2 separate regions of the Homo sapiens genome follow, and region 1 is linked to region 2. A link is a contact called in ENCODE Hi-C or POLR2A ChIA-PET data. All regions are on one chromosome and are shown on one strand. The core of a region is the stretch at or near the end of the contact, and the rest is flanking DNA. Distances in the headings are between cores, read along the strand shown.

Region 1 (6,329 bases), core at 240-2,739, 71 kb before region 2:
TTGCAGTGAGCCGAGATTGCACCACCGCATTCCAGCCTGGGTGACAAGCAAGACTCCATCTCAACAAAAAAAAGAAGTGGGCAGAGAGTGCTGATTTATCTAGAGTGGTTTGTTGAGTGGATGTGAATTGAGACCCAGATAATGAGAGGGGGACAGCCGTGCAAAGATCTAGGCAAGAGGCACGCAGCAGAAGGAGGAACAAGTGCAAAGGCCCAGAGCAGGGCTGAGCTTGGTGCATTCGTTCAAGAGATAGAAAGCTGAAGGGACTGGAGTGCTGAGGACCAGGAAGCAAGTTGTGGGTCACTTGGGAGAGCCATGAAGGAGCCCAATCAGGCGGGTTTGGTAGGCCAAGACTGGAGGGTAAGTTTTTCTCTAGTTGTAAGAGGAAGCCTTGGAGAGTTTTAAACCAGAGAGTTATGTAACCTGATTTACACCTGGTAAAGATACCTCTGCCTGCTGCGTGTTGTATGGACTGTGCTTGACAGGGAGGAGAGTGGGATAAGACTGGAGGCAGGAGATGGGCCTGGAGGCTTCCTCAGTGTTGAAGGGGGAGCTGACGGTGACTTGAACCAGATTGTGGCACTGCAAATGGTGAGAAGTGTTGGAACTTACTACTTTCGTGGTGTGGTGGATAAAGAAAAAGAATCCCAAAAGCAGTTACATTTTAGTATTTATTTTAAAAGCTGACTTCAAAAATCTCATTGATGCAAATCTGGAGAAATACACAAAAGTTTAAAACTCTCTATAATACAAAGTAGGTTGGTGACTAATTTGCACAATGCAAGTAAACTAGTCTTGATACTCGAGGTCAAAAAGCCTAAACTTGGGGATTAATTTAGTTTTGCTGTATACACTGACGGAAATAATCCAGTAGCCTCCATAGCCCCCACTCCACTTTGTGTTATGAGGACAGCAGGCAGTCAGCACACATGCACTGACTCATATGATACCCACATTCAAAGAGCTTTAACGTGTTGGTTGGATTCCAAAGTAAAAAGAATAGAGACTCATTGCCATGGTTGTACCTGGTCAAGGTCACACCCCAGCCACACTTCTGAGCCATTTGGCTTAGAAATGGGAAACATTATAAAGTTGAGTCAGGAATATGGCAAACCTCCAACCAGAGTAAACTATTTAAAAAATTCACATTTTCTTGTGGCCTTCAGTTTTTTCTCCTTGACATCCTCTGTTCTATCAAGACATTAAGTCCCATGGCCCATGCAAAAGACACTTGGTGCTGTGTTCTGAGATTATCATTTTGATCTACATCTGACTACCATTTTTCCAGCCAAGACCAGCCTTCCTTGTAAATAAAGATCTGTTCAGAGGATATGAAAGAATACATATTCAAGGAGTGCTCTATTCCTTTAGCTGTTCAAAGGATTTGAGGACTTTGTTTGTTTTGAAACAAGTAACCGGCTTTCTCTAACCACGTAACCTCAACCTCACAGGACAGCCAGCAGGAAGTCAGAAATGAAGAACAGCCGATGACCTGGGTGCACTCTCTGGGTGCAGCCTGCTGTTGTCCTGTCCCCACCCTTGTCCTGTTTTTCACTTGTCTTGTTGTTTTTAAGAAAAATTTTTGTCTGCTCTGAGGATCTTCTGCTGATCTCAGGTTTTTCTTTCAGGTAATACATATGACAGGTGCTGGACAGAGCTGAACTGGAACAAGGGTCTGCAGCCATTCACAGAGGGCATGTCAATCTGTGTTCACTCAGGCAGGAGGCAGGAACATGCAGGATGGGAATGGGAAAGTAAACAGGAGTGGCCATGGACTCCTGGCCTCTTCTCTCCATGAGGTTTTCTCACCGAGAGCCTGCTCCAGGGAAGGTGGTTGGCCAAGGCCTGGGGAGCAGCTTTGTGAGGCCTAGGAAGACCCCAGAAGAGGACTTTGCTGAGAAGAGAGCAGACAAGAAGTCAGGAGTGGGGTGAGAGCAGCTTCTCCCTCTCCTTCGCACACTTGTACATAGGCATTCTCCCTCTATTTCCAGCTCCTGCACCCAAGCTATAAAAACAAGTATGGCCTACTGTAAGGCATTCCACAATAAAGACCTCATTCCTTCTGAAAACTTTTCACACTATAAGAAGCTTCTTCTGAAAGGCAAGCGCAGTCACTAGCAACTAACACTGTAGCCACTGCTATTCATCTTTCTAGGTATTAAATAACATCTATTTGAGGGCAAGAGCGGAACACAAGAGACATATCCAGAAGGAGAAAAGAGAGAGAAAATGAAAAGGGAATTAATTGGTGAAGTGGGATGTACCAATTTTTCCTCAGGGTTGCCTGTATTCAAAATACAAAAATACTCTGTGAGTATGAAAGTATTCAAAAATATTCGGTGAGCAATTTTCAGTGTACATTATTTATCAAATAAGCATTTTTTTCTGCACCTTGGCACATAATAGGTGCTCAATAAAAGTTATTGTTATTACTGGTATTAGTACTGTTGCTGTAATGCTATTACTGCATGCCATGTTAACATACTGTTCTGGGTTCTAGGGATAGAGAGGGGCAAAACCTAGTCTGTGTCCTCAAGAACTTACAGCCCAGAAGGGGGACAAGTGAGTTAGTGGCAGGTCCTGACACAGTGTTAATAAATGCTGTGATTAATGTCAGCATTAATAATATGACTAATGCTATTAATGTCAGCATAAACGCTGAGCCAGAATGGACCAGACTTTTATGGGAGTCTATAGGAGAAACACTGGCTAGGAGTGGGGCAGGGATGAGCACTGCTTTCCAAGAAAATAGTCACTGAGAGGAGTCTCAAAAGACAAATAGAAACTGGCCAGGTATATCAAAGGCTTTCTTTTTGTTAAGAAACAGGGTCTTGTTCTGCAGCCTCAAACTCCTGGGCTCAAGTGATCCTCCTGCCTCAGCCTCCCTAGTAGCTTTGACTACAGGCATGCACCATCATGCCCAGCTGTTTTTTGGTAGAGATGGGGTCTGCTATGTTGTCCAGGCTGATCTTGAATTCCTGGCCTCAAGGGATCCTTCCACCTTGGCCTTCCAAAGGTGCTGGGATTACAGGCATGAGCCACTGTGCCCAGCCAGTCAGAGTCTTCATTGCAAGTGACAGAAACAGACTGGCCATTTTAAGCAGAGAATGTATAGAGAGACTATCAGATGATCATACAATTTCTAGGAAACATGGAGAACAAGATTTGGGAAAGTGGTGCCAGTGAGGTGAGGATGCCATTGGTGGTGTGGCATCACAGACTGGCTGCTGGAAATCACATGCTGCTGCCCCCCTCACTCCTGCCAACCACCACGGCCAAAGGGAGTCTTCCTTGCCCTGCTTGTTTGTATCATTACTTCCAGATTCAATATTGCTAATAGGTGCAGCTGATGGACCAAGCCAAGGCTATCTCCCCACATCTTATCTGCCAAGGTAGCGGCAGATTGAGTGCTGGGTCTTTTCAACTTCTGTAAAGGAAGACAAGCACTGTCTCCCAACAAGGCTCACAAGTGAGGAATGTCCTCACACATTTGGAGAGGATCCAGAGGACATGAGTCAACACGTGCCAAAGACTCTCCACCACGTGAAGCAGGGAGGAAAGGGTCTAGTGGAGAGGGAACATGACCTGGGGGTGTTGGGGGTAAGACACAGCATAATGGAGGATGAGGACAATAACTCACTTTGACTGGAGCATGGATTATGAGAGGGAGATAACTGAAGAGGAAGCTGGAAAGGTAGAGAGTCTAGACCAAAGAAAAGCCTTGTATATTCTGTGCCTGACGAGGAGTTTGGTCTCTATTTTGTGAAAGAAGACATAGCGATTTATATTTAGGGCTTTGGAGGGGAATAGAGGTGGGGTAGGGGTTGGCAAGGAAGATCAGAGTTTCGAAATTTGAGACGTGCACTCACAAGTCTTCCCAGAGAACATCTTCTCTGTAGTTCTAGGTCAAGGACATTTATTTAGCTTTTGTCATCATCTTGCCAACCATGGCTTTCCATTCTGCCTTTTTGCATCATAAGTTAACTTCACCTTCCCCAGATTGCATCTATCACACAGGCTGATTTTGGGCTATGCATTGTTCTTGTATTTGAGGGATATGTAGACACAGGTGGAAACTGGCCAGGATTGCAAGAACTGGTTTGTTTAGAGCCAACACAAACACCCAGCTACATCTATATTTTCACAATAGTATGTACACTGCACTAAGACACAGAGGCAAATTGTGAAAAGCATATATCCTCTTGTGATCTTAATTCATTGGGAAAAAGTACAATATAGAGATGTCTGCAGGTGTCACAGAGTAAAGTGGAGGCGTAACAACAATCCAGTTAGTGGGGGGCTGTTGTTCTGATAGGAATTTGTAGGCTAGAATGGGAATTTAGTAGAAAACTAGTTTCCCATCTCCTGGAGAGTCAAAGCTGTCTCCTTTCAGGCCAGGAGAAAACACAAGGATGAATAACATCTGGGGAGGCGATGCTCTGGGTGAGGCACCAGGAGTTGGTGCAATCACAGACGTTGTCTGCAGCACTTGTGTGAAAAGGCAAAGAGGAAACCCATTTCCATCTTCATCAGGGGCAAAAGAAAGAAACTAATTCAGACTCAGTTCAACATGTCTTTCCAATTCACCATCTCTCCCCTACCTGCCCAATCACACCTGCCCACAGAATGAACCATTACAGCAATCTCTGTAAAATGACCTCCGGTCCCCTAGTTCAGGAAGAGGTGATGTTCGGGGGTACATGGTTGATGAGTGCAAGGGTAGGAACACCCCCAAACCCTAAGACATCTTCTCAGTGAGCCCCACCTCAGCTGCCTCTGCTTCCCAGGTCCTTCTCTGCGTTTGTTAACGTCTGGAATTCCTTGGTTGGAACAGATAACAGCATCTCAATAAGTGAGGGTGATTCTTGTACGGTTCTTGACAGCAAAGGATGCCAGACGTTTCGTGATTTTGAGTCTAGAAAACTCTATAATTTCTTTGTGAGGTCTCACAAAAGTTTAAAGTGAGAATGCTTTGGATAGCTATATCTGTATATGTTTCTATGCAGATTTAGAACTTATGAATTTTAAAGGATTTTTTAAAAATTTAAACTAGGATTTAAAAAGTGAGTAGAATCTTCCCTGCCTTAATAGCTTCAGTTCTGACAGAATTACCTTGTTAGCCAATGAATCTAGCTGAGATTTCAAAAAGTATTTTTTAGGCTGGGCGCAGTGGCTCATGCCTGTAATCCCAGCACTTTGGGAGGCCTAGGTGGGTGGATCACTTGAGCTCAGGAGTCCAAGACCAGCAAGATGGCAAAACCCCGTCTCTACAAAAAATACAAAAGTTAGCCGGGTGTAATGGCATGCATCTGTAATCCCAGCTACTCAGGAAGCTGAGATGGAACGATTGCTTGAGTCCAGGAGCAGGAGGTTGCAGTGGGCCGAGACCTGCCACTGCACTCCAGCCTGGGTAATAGAGTGAGACTCTGTCTCAAAAAAAAAAAGAAAAAAAAAAAAAAGAAAGAAAAAAAGAAAAGAAAAAGCATTTTTGGGGAGCTAGGGAGTAAATCACTTGGTTCCTTATGTAAACCACATTATTCATTAGATAAATATCAGATGTAGACTTAAATGTCCAAGGCTTCTTGAGGAGCACCTTGGAAAACCACCCATACGTGAATGGTGAAATGGGCATCTCTGTTCCTCATCATCCTGGGTGTGGGGTAGAGTGGGGCTTATGAAAATTTCAGCCCCAATGTCAAAACACAGTGCAATGATTTTGGGGAAAACATGGCTAACAGCGTATTTTCTCAACTCAGTCACAGTTTTGTAGATACAAGCACAGTCACATGAATATAACTCACGTTTCTTTTTTTTTTTTTTTTTCGGTTTCCTTACAGTAAGAGCCATACTCTTACCCTCTTACACTGGAGTATTCTGGCTGAGCTTGAGTGATGTGCTCTGGGTCAGTTTAGAGACCAAGATATTCCTGGCACTTCTCCACATTAGGCAATTTTTTAAATGTTTATTTTTTAATTATATGCTTTACCTTGAACACTTGAAGAAAGAAAATAATTACAATGATTTCAAAATGCAATCCCTAGACTTAATGAATATTCTTTATAATTATACCCAGTCAATATATAGAAATGCATAGAAATACTAAGTCAACTAACAAAATAAGTCAAAGAACTATGTAAACTATAAATCTTAGTGATGGGGAACATACACTCAAGTCACTTATTTATCTACTTTGGTAGAGACAGGGTCTCAATATATTGTCCAGACTGGTCCTGACCTCAAGCAATCCTTCTGCCTCGACCCCCCAAAGTGCTGGGATTATAGGCGTGAACCACCATTCCCGGCCCCACTTTGTTTTTTTAAAACATGAT
Region 2 (5,922 bases), core at 1,020-3,519:
TATGTAGATAGGGCAGCAGTTCTCCCCTCCTCCAGAGGATGCAAAGTAGAACAGATAGTGTTCTTAGTTTTAAAACTTGGGACAAAATGGTAAAGCTTTTAATAACATAGATTATTTTTTTGAAAATACTTGAGTCAAATATAGGAGAAGTGTTACTTAATTTTTGTTGTTAACATTAGCTCGATGGTAGATGTGTTTGATTTTTAACGACTCCCAAAAGTTTTTGGGAGTTGAGACAGAACTTGCTCCAAATTGGAACCAACACTCTCTTTCATCCAGAGGTATTCCAAAAGTGGAGTGTTCTAGAAGCAATTTGGGATCCAGTTTTGGCCTGCTTGAGCTTTTTGGGGTAAGTGGATATGGAACCCAACTAGCTTCAAGAAGTATGTGCACATGCATAGTGCACAGTTAGCCAGAAAACTATTTTCCAAAAGTGACATAGAGAGTCAGCTAAGAAATATGAGGGGGTGTAAACCCCCCAAGAGGGCCAGGAATTGAGCATACTAAGCAAAACTATCAAAGATCAGAAGTTATTCCCTGGACAGAGTAGTGATGGCTGTGAAATAAAAAATGACGACCAAAGAGACCTAATAAGGGCAGAAGACCAGTGGTAAAAATGTGAAAAGTATCCAACAAAATTTGACACTAGCCAAAGAGATTCCCAGCAAAAATGCCAGAAGCATTCTTAAACTAGTGTGCCACCTACACTATGCTAACTTACTCTTCTCATATCTCCATCGCTACTCTCTACAATTTCACATTCACAATTAAACCGGGGCAATACAGGAAATCACTATCAGTCTCTATCAGTCTTTTTGCTTCCATGTTTATTTTTATTTGTTTGGAGATGCGTTGTATCCAAATTGTGCATTAATATAGGGCTTTGGTGGTTTTTGTTTTTATAATTGTAGGTACTATACTCTGTATTCTCACAAATAGAGAAGACTAATATTGCAGACCTGGTGACAGCTCTGATTGTCCTTTTGGTTGTATCCATTGTTAAAGAAATAAATCAGCGCTTCAAAGACAAACTTCCAGTGCCCATTCCAATCGAATTCATTATGGTAATTGATCATTTTCAGACTCTGTCATAGCTACTCTACTGTTTATATGTTGTAAGTCCTTCACCATTTGTAGCTCAGGAAGTTTTAGTGGGGCAGAGGCCATCTCTGCAGTTTTCGGGCATAATGTTTAGCATGGTTTTATTTTCATTCAGAATTTAATAACTTCCTCTTATGATTTTGAGTTAATTTTTTCCACGTGAGACAAGGATAGTGCAGAGAGCAAGACCCTTGACAAAATGTCGTGTTAGAGCCATTTGAATTTAGCTGTGGTTCTCAATCCTGGCGGCATGTTAGAATTGCCTCCGAATTTCTTAAAAAGTAACAAAGCCTGGGCTGGAGTTCTTACTTAACAGGTACAGAAGTGGGTTTTGGCAATTTATTTTTCTTCAAAGCAAGACTCTTACTTGCATCTCACATTTCTAACTTGGGCCATTTGCAACTTTGCAGACCGTGATTGCAGCAGGTGTATCCTACGGCTGTGACTTTAAAAACAGGTTTAAAGTGGCTGTGGTTGGGGACATGAATCCTGGGTAAGTGTGTCTTCGATGATGGCATCACCATGCACTAAGCAGAGAGTTAGCAGTAGTGACAGGAGAGGTACAATCCGAACTGCAGTTCAGCCTGCAGGTAACCCTCATCAGAATCCTCCCTGCACCCTGCATCCCTAAGGAAGGCTCACTGCTTTCCTTCTAGGAAGGTGCTACAAAGAAAGGCAGGGTGTGCAGTTCTTTTTTTTTTTTTTTCGCCTCCCCACAGTGAATGCAGTTCTTAATATCAGAAGGCTTCTCCTTGTGGAAGAACTCACAAACAAGACAAGCAGGGACACAGACCAGTAGAAACTCACAGGAAAGTAAAAGTTAGCAAAGTAGTGAAAGTCTAAAAATAAGCAAAGTAAGGCCAGACCCGGTGGCTCATGCCTGAAATCCCAGCAATTTGAGAGGCCAAGGTGAGAGGATCACTTGAGCCCGGGAGTTCAAGACCAGTCTGGGCAACACAGCAAGACCCCCATCTCTTGTTTTTTTAAAAATATATAAATAATACCATAAAGAAAAATAGGCAAAGTAAACTGCTTCTCCTCTTAAAGAAACATCAAGTGAAACCAGATTTCCTTGTCCATAAATTACTATAAACAATATGTAATGCTTTGTTTGAAGTTACTGGAGCCAAGTTCTGAAAGTTCAAAGAAGACACTGAAGGAACACAGGCACTCCACGTGAGCAGTCCAGATAGGCACACTCTGTCCTTTCTCCCGATCAGATTCAAAACAAGGGCAGAGCAACTTTTCCCACTGCAAAAGGATGAGAAGTCCAGTTTGTACAAGAATTTTAAAATGTATTTCATTACATTCAGTGGATTGAGAAGGAAGATCATTTTGTGTTGTTTCTTCTAACCACAGAATCAGTTTCTTCCAACTTACCAAGGAAAAGGTGTTTTCCTGTTTTGTTTTGTTTTGTTTTGTTTTTTTAAAAGACTTCTCTCCCTCTCTATGCTTAAGAAATATTTGAGAATTCGAGAAATCAGCATTTATATGTATTTTTTTTACTTTAAAACAGCCAAATTCTTTTAAAGGCAAATATATGTACTTTTTATTTTTTTAAAGAAAAAACATTTTTTTTATTACCAGATCTTCGTGTGTTACATTTCACGAATCTCAAGCATCACTTTTAATTTTTAAAGTTTTAAAGTGGAAATTAGGCTGAAACTGAAAGACTGTTTCTAGGGTTTCCTTCTATTCTGCCACTTTGAAGTGATTTCACTTTACTTAAATGTCTTGGGAGACATAAACCAAATAGAAAAAATGAATACTTGCAAAACCAAACAGGATCTTGTCAGAAGGGCTTGGAAAATAAAAGATAAACTTAAGATCACTGAGTTACACCTTAAATACCTCAACAACAGTCTTATTTAGTGAATGTATTTTCAATGTCAGTGTACCTCTCTCCACAGTGTGTAGGGTGTGGCAACGGGTAACCATTACGTTCAATAGAGTGGCAGTGTAACCTAGTAGGTAAGCTCCAGTGTTCTAGAGGCAGAGTACCTGAGATTTGATTCTGACTCACTTTTTGAGCTTGAGCACATTACCAAAAACTCTGTGCCTCAATGTTCTTGGCTGTAAATATGAGGCTAAAAATAATAGCTATCAAGTAGGATTCTTTTAAGAGTTGAGTGAGTTAATACATGTAACATGCTTAAGTGCCTGACTTACAATAAATGTTCAAATTACACTACTATTGTTAACTAGTTTAACACCTAAATTAGGTAGCAAGCACTTGAGCTTTTTATGCTCCATTTTTTTTTCTGGGTGATGATTGAGTAGGTATTTTAAGTTTTTGTTGATTGCAAATAGACTATAACTGGAAGGTAGTGATTATTAATTATTGCTAACCTACTGTTCATGACTATGCCACCTTAGTAGTTATTTTGCAAAGTCTCATACACTAAATACAAATAATTTGGCTGAAGAAAAGTGCTCATTGAAACAGTAAAGGAAACACAAGGAGTATATTCAGATTCCAGAGGGATCCTATAATAATAGCTAACAGGCACTTTGTGTTTTACAGTGTGTAAATAGTATTTGCATTTATTATTTGACCCTCCCACTAAACTGTGAAGAAAAGAGAACAAGGACGGGCGCCATGGCTCACGTCTGTAATCTCAGCACGTTGGGAGGTCGAGGCGGGTGAATCACTTGTGGTCAGGAGTTCGAGACCATCCTGGCCAACATGGCAAAACCCTGTCTCTACTAAAAATACTAAAATTAGCTGGGCGTGGTGGCACACACCTGTAGTCCCAGCTACTTGGGAGGCTGAGGTGGGGAGATCTCTTGAGCCTGGACAGTGGAGGTTGCAGTGAGCTGTGCACTCCAGCCTGGGAAAGAGGAGACCCCATCTCAAAAAAACAGAGAACAAGTTTTATTATCCTCACTCTACAAATGAGGAAATTGTGACTTGGGAAGGGCAAGTGGCAGAGCCAGGAAATGAACCCAAGTCTTTAGACTGTAAATCTTCATCACATCATTCTGTCTATGGTGTTCAGAGACCAGAACAAAAGAATAATAAGATCCTGGTTATTAAAAAACAAAAACATTCCAAGCTAACTTTTGGATTTATAATGGCATCAGATATAATAGTACTTCTTCAAAATTATGGTATAATAGTACTTCTTCAAAATTAGAGATAAAAATGTATTACCATAGATATTCACAAAATGTGGAACAGCAATTCAGAAAGAGTTGATTGGACCTAATTAACCCACTTCCAATAAGTCTGATGTCAGAAATATATGCTTATAGGAGTGGAACATTTTAGTAAATTGATGTTGAGTTTAAGATACATGCACCTTTTATGATACAATTAGTAAATATAATTGAACTGGTCTACATTCATGAGGCTTAAGCACAGAAGTACGCCCTGTGAGTTGAAGGTTTCTCTGACATATATCACCTTAAAGAGAAATCCACTCTCCATTAGGGTCATGGTTGTCTCTAGCATTTCTGTGAAGTGCAGGGCAGAGTCCAAGGCCCATCTCTTTGCCAGGAGTTTTCCATGAAAGGTTATTATTATCAATGGAAAGAAGACTTTTTTGCTTTCCTTGTCTCACAATTGTGTTTGCTCAAAGGACTTCATGTATGGATAACTATTGGGAGCATTTTGAGTGATGCTTTGCAGCCCAGTGTAACAATACAAGTGGAATAGAAGACATTTTGCAGGAAGCTTATAAGAATACACACGCACATTATAGTGTGGTTTTACTGGCAAAATCATATCTGATTTACCACTATCCTTGGATTGAATTTGCAGTCTTTTACCAAATTCAGGCAGTGTTGCTTTTCAGCATTAAGAAAGCAGATTGCAAAATTGTTAGTGGAGCTAAATTCTCGTTAATCATACTCCAAAGTGAGACACAACTCAGCCTAGATTGCATTCATTCATTGATTTGCCCAATGGTTATATCAGTTTATAAATTGGTTGGTGACATTCAGACTTGCTTAATTTCAATTTTAGATTTCAGCCCCCTATTACACCTGACGTGGAGACTTTCCAAAACACCGTAGGAGATTGCTTCGGCATCGCAATGGTTGCATTTGCAGTGGCCTTTTCAGTTGCCAGCGTCTATTCCCTCAAATACGATTATCCACTTGATGGCAATCAGGTAAGTAAACAAACTACACTGGGTCTCACTGGGCAACTTTAAATAATATTTTGCACACATAATATCAATGGTGCCACTTCTGAAAAAGGTTCATTCTTGTCTTCCTGTCAGGAGTTAATAGCCTTGGGACTGGGTAACATAGTCTGTGGAGTATTCAGAGGATTTGCTGGGAGTACTGCCCTCTCCAGATCAGCAGTTCAGGAGAGCACAGGAGGCAAAACACAGGTATGTCAAGATCTTTGCTGCAAGCACTGTCCTAGCGTTAGTAACTAGGAAATTCAAGCCAGGGGAAAAGTTGAGTTGGTGATGATAATTTTTTTATCCTCACAGATTGCTGGGCTTATTGGTGCCATCATCGTGCTGATTGTCGTTCTAGCCATTGGATTTCTCCTGGCGCCTCTACAAAAGGTAACACTGTCTTTGGATAGCATCTCTACTTTTAGTGGTAAATCAAGGACCCCGGTTCTTAAATTCTGAAAGCACAAACTAAACTAGGGGAAATGAGGTAATGACAAACTCTCAAGTACTCTTCTTAGCCAATACTCTGTATGAGCCAAAAATATTTCTTTTTCCCTGGCAACATGTTCTGAATGTTAGGAACACAGGTGCCCAACCTGCCTTATCTCCTCTACACTTTGCATGTGCATAGCCCCAAATAGAATTAATGTTGAAATAGGAGGGCACCCTGGCACCACACTTTCAACAC

The links. Hi-C counts contacts between places; a loop is a spot of excess contacts on that map. ChIA-PET counts read pairs that join two places held with the same protein, here RNA polymerase II (POLR2A). Pooled maps may share reads with other maps.
Region 1: a loop to region 2 is called in a pooled map, with 2.3 times the contacts of the local background. The contact joins two enhancer-like sites. A Hi-C loop is called at or near these places in 3 of 168 maps with a recorded cell type or tissue (CD4-positive, alpha-beta T cell, body of pancreas and ovary) and 3 of 50 pooled maps. POLR2A ChIA-PET finds 5 or more read pairs at or near these places in 4 of 52 experiments (BJ, CD4-positive, alpha-beta memory T cell, H1 and 1 more).

What each region holds. Positions count from the first base shown.
Region 1 is chr7:107,852,416-107,858,744 of GRCh38, reverse strand. It overlaps LOC105375444 (a long non-coding RNA gene), which reads left to right. Exons shown (of 3, transcript XR_927850.3): 3 at 1,629-2,266. Among named protein-coding and RNA genes, the nearest start is that of DLD, 36 kb to the left of the region's middle. Within about 2 kb of position 1,489, at least 9 of the 41 ENCODE cell types and tissues checked have a DNase peak (open chromatin) inside an H3K27ac peak, as active enhancers do.
Region 2 is chr7:107,782,499-107,788,420 of GRCh38, reverse strand. It overlaps SLC26A3 (solute carrier family 26 member 3), which reads left to right. Exons shown (of 21, transcript NM_000111.3): 7 at 912-1,064; 8 at 1,512-1,594; 9 at 5,069-5,216; 10 at 5,328-5,441; 11 at 5,547-5,624. Among named protein-coding and RNA genes, the nearest start is that of SLC26A3, 18 kb to the left of the region's middle. Within about 2 kb of position 2,269, at least 4 of the 41 ENCODE cell types and tissues checked have a DNase peak (open chromatin) inside an H3K27ac peak, as active enhancers do.